Linked DNA regions of Homo sapiens: region 1 is linked to region 2. The links are chromatin contacts, found by Hi-C or POLR2A ChIA-PET in ENCODE. All regions are on one chromosome and are shown on one strand. Each heading gives the region's core, a stretch centred on a gene start or an enhancer-like site at or near the end of the contact. The rest is flanking DNA. Distances are from core to core; before and after follow the strand shown. Region 1 overlaps FOXP1 (forkhead box P1). Region 2 overlaps FOXP1 (forkhead box P1).

Evidence for each region. Hi-C counts contacts between places; a loop is a spot of excess contacts on that map. ChIA-PET counts read pairs that join two places held with the same protein, here RNA polymerase II (POLR2A). Pooled maps may share reads with other maps.
Region 1: a map with no recorded cell type shows a loop between it and region 2 (5-fold over the local background). The contact joins two enhancer-like sites. A Hi-C loop is called at or near these places in 1 of 37 single-sample maps with no recorded cell type and 3 of 50 pooled maps. POLR2A ChIA-PET finds 5 or more read pairs at or near these places in 1 of 52 experiments (activated CD4-positive, alpha-beta T cell).

Annotation. Positions count from the first base shown.
Region 1 is chr3:71,562,428-71,566,140 of GRCh38, forward strand. The region is part of intron 2 of FOXP1 (forkhead box P1); the gene reads right to left. Among named protein-coding and RNA genes, the nearest start is that of FOXP1, 19 kb to the right of the region's middle. Within about 2 kb of position 2,089, at least 5 of the 41 ENCODE cell types and tissues checked have a DNase peak (open chromatin) inside an H3K27ac peak, as active enhancers do.
Region 2 is chr3:71,225,305-71,229,007 of GRCh38, forward strand. All of the region lies in intron 5 of FOXP1 (forkhead box P1), which reads right to left. Among named protein-coding and RNA genes, the nearest start is that of FOXP1-AS1, 63 kb to the right of the region's middle. RefSeq lists enhancers at 1,163-1,663, 2,857-3,703. Within about 2 kb of position 1,652, at least 19 of the 41 ENCODE cell types and tissues checked have a DNase peak (open chromatin) inside an H3K27ac peak, as active enhancers do.

The DNA of each region.
Region 1 (3,713 bases), core at 839-3,338, 340 kb after region 2:
AGGCTGGGGATGTGAACCAGACTCTGGCTCAGTATCTACTGAACTATGTGTTGGGCTGGATTCTTGACTAGGCACAATGAACTACTGCCTTTAACCAACAGAGTCATAAGCGCTAATATTATTGACCTTTCACTGAGGGCTTAGGATATGACAGACACTGGGCATCATGTGAATTATCCTTACAACAACCCAGACAGGTACCTATTATCAACAACAAAATCATTTTACAGAAGAGTAAACTGAGGCTAAGAAATTGACCCAAGGTCACCCAAATACTAAGGGACCACACTGAGGCTCAGTTCTATTTTGTCTGCTTCAGAGATGATACATGTCAGGAATAGAATAATTTGGTTTTTCTATTAGTGGAACTGGATCTTTCTTGGGTCTTACTCAAATAAGAAGTTGAGCAAAGACTTCTGGGCCCAACAGATACATAATCTGGACTTCCTGGGCCCATTCCTTTGTCTCTATTTTATTTGGTATTCCCTCCCACTCATGCAATCGCTCCCTGTTCTCATCCCTTCCTTTAAGAGCAATGGGAAGAGAAGCATTGTGCCCCTAGCAAGTGCCCTTCCAGGAAAATACAGAATGTGAGCCTGCTGAGGTTGGAGAGATGAATGAGGAGCCAGGCTGGCCATGCAAGGCAAAGTGGGAGCAAACTGCAGAGGGGTGTGTGTATGTGTATGTGTGTGACTGTGGCCAGGGAGTGGCTGGGGAGGAGCAAGCTGAAGGAAAAGGAACAACATCCTGGCTCAGTGGAGCCCTAGGGGAGAGATGCAAAAGCTCTGGCTACTCTATGGGGTGCAGTAGGTTGTTTCAGATGCTTTCTTACTAAAAGCAAGACATAGATGGGCATCTTGTACATATGACCCACTTCTGAGTTTAACAAAAAAGGGCACATGGAGAGGCCCCCTAGGATGGCAGACCAAGCTGGGCAAATTTTATTCAACTCAATGCATGTCTAAGGGCTCAGTGCATGCAAAGATCGGCAACTGGCTGAGAACAGAGTCACCTTACCTACCGCAAAGGCAAAGCAACTGTGGGTTCTCTCTAAATCCTTCAGGACAAAGAACCAAAGTAAGTCTTAAGGACAATGCTTTATTTAGATATAACCACCGGGCTGTGAGAATATTTAAACATTTGGAAAACTTTGTATTGTAGCCATGAAAATGTGGTATTCTAGTCTTGGGTCTTCAATATGTAAATTTTTCTACATTTCAGAATATGAGGATATATGTAACACAGTCTCAAACCCAGAGGAGACTTTGTAACTCTATAAACAGGGTGTGAATTCACTTATTAAAGATATTTTCCTTGCACCCAAGGTGGAACGTCAAAGACAATGTGACCAAATGACAACTGCAATCCTGTGCCACTCGACAAGTAAAACCGTGTTTTCAACACTGTCTCAAAAAATGAGGGCTTTCCTCTCTCTCACCTTTCCTAAGGAGCTGGGCAAGCTGGTGCCAAACTGCCGTATGACTTCATCTCTGAAATCTGAATGGCACGTGTGAATACCCACAGTATGCCAGATTATCAGTAAGGTGATAATGCTTGTATATTATACCTGCTTGGCACCATTTGAATGAGGTTCCCTCAGGCCACTTAAGGTTTCACTTCCTGTTACTTGCACCTGCACTAATTTCAGAAGCAAATAAAAAACCCAGCAAAACCGTATTTTAGGACCTTATTCAAAAGCAAACAGACAAAAACCAAAGCAAGTCAACACAAACCCCAAAACACAGCAATAAGGTAATTAACCTGATGTTCCAAAGCTCATGCCACATATACAAGGTAGGCTTCCTTCAGTTTTTTCGTAATCTTTGCAAAGTTCTCATCCGTTATCTGCCTTGGCTATTTAATGTGACTTTTAACCAATAACGATACAATAGTAATAATCAGAAAAGCTAACATATATAAAGCTCCTGTATTTGCCAGGCACCCTGTGTCACATTCCACATGGATTATCTCATTTAATCCACCGAACAAATTGATGAGGTAAGTTCTTTATTCTGTCCTTTTAAACCCACACAAACATACACACACATTTATGGAAGATCAAGGTAAATCAGAAAGGTTAATAAGCTTTGAGTCACCCAACAAGTGTTAAAAGTCTCTGGTTGGCCGACCTTGAGTCGCTGCCCGTAACTACCACGTTGCAGTGTGACTGACACACATGACCACATTGGATGAGGATTTGGTTACACCCTTGGCCAGTGATGCAGGCTGAGATTAGCAACACTCTTTATCCCTGGAGTTAAATGTCAATTACAGAGTTTTCTTAAAAATTATTTGTAAGTGGGAATTTATATTTCAGTGGACGGGCAGACAATCATTTTGGGGAAGTTATTTCCATAACATTTTTGGAGGATGGAAATTGAAAAGAGAAAGAAAATAAATCAAATCATTACAGGCAGTGGCTCAGGCCTGTAATCTCAGCACTTTGGGAGGCTGAGGTGGGTGGATCACCTGAGGTCAGGAGTTCAAGACCAGCCAGGCCAACATGCTGAAATTCCGTCTCTATTAAAAATACAAAAATTAGCAGGGCGTGGTGGTACACGCCTGTAGTCTCAGAGGCAGGAGAATCTCTTGAACCCGGGAGGCGAGGTTGCAGGGAGCCGAGATCGCACCACTGCACTCCAGCCTGGGCGACAGAGCAAGACTTTGTCTCAAAGAAAAAAGAAAAATGAAAGAAGTCAAATCATCCACTGAGGAGTTAGGGGCTATACAGATACCAATGTCTTCTGTCAATTTGTCCATAGTGGAGTGTTAGGGGTTAAAAAAAGGATGAGAAATGATGGCTTCACGGGCTTCAGACTACCAGACCACATTAACCCACGGGCAGGCCTTCTATAGGGATACCAGGCACACTGCAGCAGGAAGGCAACATTCCTTATTGGTACCTTTGAAACAGTACTTTATTGTTAGGATATTTTATTTTGGTTGTTACCAATTCGTTGTGTAAAACTCGTTGGGTAAGAGAGAGTCTCTGCTAAATACACATATTTGGTGGCAGTGATGGGGGGGGAGCTAAACAGACTCTTAATAAGAAATTCAAATCAAGAATTACTCAAGACGACACCTGCCTTCTGGCCTAATGGAAAAATCAATCTGTCAGGTCTTAATTAAGTGCTCAGGCTAGAAAGAAAAAGCGGCAGCTTATACTTGGTATAGTACCTAGTATATTTTCGGTAGTCAAAATGTAACTAAAAGCCGTATTTGTTGCAGAAATGGTAACTATGCATAAAGATGGCCCATTTGATCCTGGGCGGCCATCTATTTAGTAAATAAAAGGTTGAAGCAGATGAATCTCATAAGCTTGTTGACAAAGATCTCTACGCATAATGATGTTGGGTTTGGATGTTTAAATGATGTTTGTATTAGAATGCCCAACTGAGGATGTCCAAAAATAAGGTAGGGGGTAACGCTGGGTGATCACAGAGCAATACTTTCTGCCCCAGAAGTCATTTGGGGTCGATAAAGGAGTACATGAGAGAAGAGGTGAACAAATGAGATATAAATAAATCAACGAGTGAATCAGTCAATAAATGAACACAGATCCATGTGTTACTTCCACAATGGCCAAGGAAACAACCAATTCTCCACTCTATTGTGTATAATCTCCCAAAAGCGCACAGGTATATGAACATCCACATCTCTCACTGACCACCATGACAGCAGTTAAAGATTCTGCCCGAGCCGCTCCTCATGCA
Region 2 (3,703 bases), core at 402-2,901:
ATACCTCTTACTTCATAAACTACTAGTGTAGCTCAATTCTCTGAACAACTGGAAAGGAAACAGAGCTGATAAGAGAATTAATACTTTCTTCCCAAATCACATCATCTAGGATAATAAAAGCATGTTAAACAAATAACTCTTAAAAGAAGTAGGAGAAAAACATTTTAACGTGAAGCTCTAAGCGATACTGATGTTTATAATTATGACGAGGAAGGAAAAAAATTTCTGAGCTGTCATAATTGCTAATGCTACGGATTTGTTCCCTGTAGAATTCTGTAAGATAAACAGAGATTTGCATATTTTGAAGGTATTTTGTCTGTCTGTTAAACACTCCTGTTACTGTAAAGATGTTTTTCCTTGCCAGAAATAGCTAGCGATTTTTCTCATCTCATTTCTAGTTCTCTGCCCACTTGCTTTCCCCTCCCTAGGTTTTGGGAGTTCTCCCTCAAATACTAATGGTGGAGGAAACAAATCTTTTGAACAGTGGAGACATGAACAGAAACCCAATCACATCTATGGAAAGGAGCTGGATATGAGGACATATTAGTGCAGAGGAAGAACGGGTGCAGCAAAGAGAGACTGGGCACGGGGGCCCAAGACGGACTGAGAAAAATCATGTCTTCAGATATTTAGGCAACACTGAGTTTCAGAGGGCTTACCAAAAAAAACTTTCACTTTCTAGAAACAAATGGTAGCTTTGCAAGCTGAGTGATGCCAAGTTTTAAACAGCCTGGTTCAGATTCAGGAGAGACAGGGGCAGAGAAAAAACTTCTGAGACACTACTTCTATTTTTACAGTCACTTTGCTTAGACATCAAGGGCATGGGCACTTTTTTGGCAGCCTGTGCTGCTGGACGCCTCTGAGGAAAAGAAGTTGAAATTACATCAATTGAATCTTCCCATTTCCTAGAGCTAACTCAAGTCCCTCTGGTTAGGAACTGGTGTGTCTTGCTTTGGCTCTTGAGGTCTGAAATGGTAACAATCTTGGGCTCTTTCTTGCAGGGGAGGCTGGGATTCTTCAAAGTACAGATCCTTGTTCTAAGCCTAGATGGATGAGGCTGACATCAGAGCATTGCCTTTTCAGTTTGGGCTACTTGCCTCAGGCCCAGATGTGACTCCTGCCAGCCTCACTGCTCAACTCCACCCGGCAGCCATCCTGAAAATGCCCGTCACCTATGCAAGAGCCTCTTCCAGGCACAAGTGATGGCAGGGTCTACTCTGGGGGTCCCTATTGCTTCCCGGGGTTCTCTCTCTCTCTCTCTCTCTCCTGTCTCTCTCCCTCTCACTCCCTCCCTACCCCCTTCTGCATCTCATTCTGGCTCAATCTCTTTCACTCTGTCTCACCCTGTCACACAGTCTCTTTCCCTTTCAGTTTGCCATCTTCCTCTTAGTATCCCTTTCTCTCTGCTTGTCATTTTCCTCTCGCAGTCTTGCTCTCCACCTCCATCTCACATCCTGTCTCGCTGAGTCTCTCTTTTGCTCACTCCCCGCACGCACTACCTTGCTCGTTCTCAGGCTCCCTGCAAGGGCACTAAGTGCGCTGTTCACCGGCCAAGAAGAGGGATCCTGTACAGTCACACTGGTCAGACTGGGGTAAGAGCCAAAGCACGCAGGATGTCAGACGGCAGCTGACAGTCCCCTCTGATGACAGGGCAGAGCGCACAGGACGACTCTGGTTTGGCTGTGGGTGGGGAGAGTCATTTTGGTCTTCGTGGTAATGGCGGTGCCGGGCCTCCTGGACCACATGAGAAGGCTGGTGCGGTTCTAGCGATGCAGTGGTTCTCACACTCTTAGTCATCCTTCCACTGACACACAGTGGCTCAGAGCCCACTGCAGTCCCCTGCTCTTGTCTAAGTCTGCCTTTACAGCCCCACAGGCACGCGACCATGGTGACATCGGGCAGCTTTTATGATCCTCATGTCTCCTCGGATCCCCTTCCCACACAACTCTAAGATTCGGAACACAAATAGCGTTTACGTGAAGACCACGACCACAGGGCATCAAAAATTACCGTGTCTTCCTATTGGAAGCAACAGAGCCCTCTGATATAATGAGTCTGTAAACATACACTTGTCAAAACAAATTGAAAACACTCTCCCGCCAAAGAAACCCCCCAGAAAACTATTAGTCAATTTGAAATTATTCTAAGGTCCAGCTTAGTCTAGAGCTTATCTAACGGTCTATTGAGTTCTCAGTAAGTCATGTGAAAGGAAGTCCTATGATAACATTTCCTGAGACTTCTAGACATTTGATTAAGGAGTTATAAATCTTACAGTCTGACTTGTCACAAGCAGAGTGAGATTACACCCAGGGCTGTCAAGATTAAGTAAACTTGTCTTGTTCTCTTACAGGTCTTTCTCAGCCTTATACCATAGATTAAAGATTTGTTTTGAGATTAAAAAATGGTTACCATCATGCTCAATGTTTTTAAAAAAAAAAAAAAACAGTCAAAGGAGTATAAAGTGACAATTTTCAATCTTCACATCCTGAAACGTATTTACCTGCTATTCATCGGCAAGATTTTAATAAGCAGTAAGTAAAGAGGAAGGAGGAGTGCCTTCTGGGCTAGTCCAAAACTGTTGCCAGATTAATTCATTACAGCTAAAATGAATAACTATATTAAATCGAAGAATGTGTATGACTATGCAGCTCCCGATCTTCCAGTAACCAATTCCAAGAATGTGGTGGAATCAAATCAATATCATGGTGGGGCGGGTGGGGGGCGGGGGAGGTGTCCAGAAACCTCTTTGCAGAAGCCCCTGTCAAATTATATTGCTAATTTTGAATTGACACATTATTCTAGGAATGACCAGCAGTTACCATCAGCAAACCTGTGGAGACTGAGGTTTGAATCCAACACATCACGGAAAGAGAGGATATTTAGGGAGTTCTAGGTCACTGGGATGCTTCCTCAGTTTAGTGACAAGAGATTTGGTACCTAAGTGGAGAACTTACTGTTTTCAATTCTCTATACGCACCGAAATTATTGGGTTAAATAAAGACATGACAAGCCATAAATCAACCTGCTTTTTTTTTTTTCCTGTGGAGTTTTTACTCAGGTGTACTCTAAATGTGCATTAAACTGCAGCTCCATTAAGCAGTTACAATGAAGGTAAAGGGCACAAGGCTAAACACCACAGGACCTTGTATGGATCTCATAGCTTTAATGGAATCAGGTTTTTAACAACTCTTTTTTCGTTAAATACAGTCAGTGTCAGGAAGATGCGTCCCACTCATAAAGCAGCGCAATGACAATGTACAGTGGCACTAACACAAGGACATAGTTCATCATGACATTTCCAGCAATTCCCAACTGATTAGGGTCATTATGTTGGAGGTCTGATTTATGTTGTCATTTCCTCTCACCGATCCTGCATCAATGAATCTTAATGAATTGGTAAATAAGGGTGAAGATTACACTCTATGACACTGAAACATTCCTCATTCTCAACACCCGAGATTTATGTAGCCAATTAGTGACTAACAGAGAAAATTGGCTGGCAGAAAAATAATATTCTTTATGGTACAAAATGGAAAAAGCTTTCTCGTTGAAGGGCAATGCCACAGCAAAAGTCCATAAAGTAGCTTGATATGTGGAAACACAAAAGATGTTTAAAATGTGCTCTAAGAGGGTTTCCTAGTAAAATGCTTTTACTGTTGGTTGTTTTTTTTTTTTTTGATGTCTCATTTTTTAAAGGTTATTG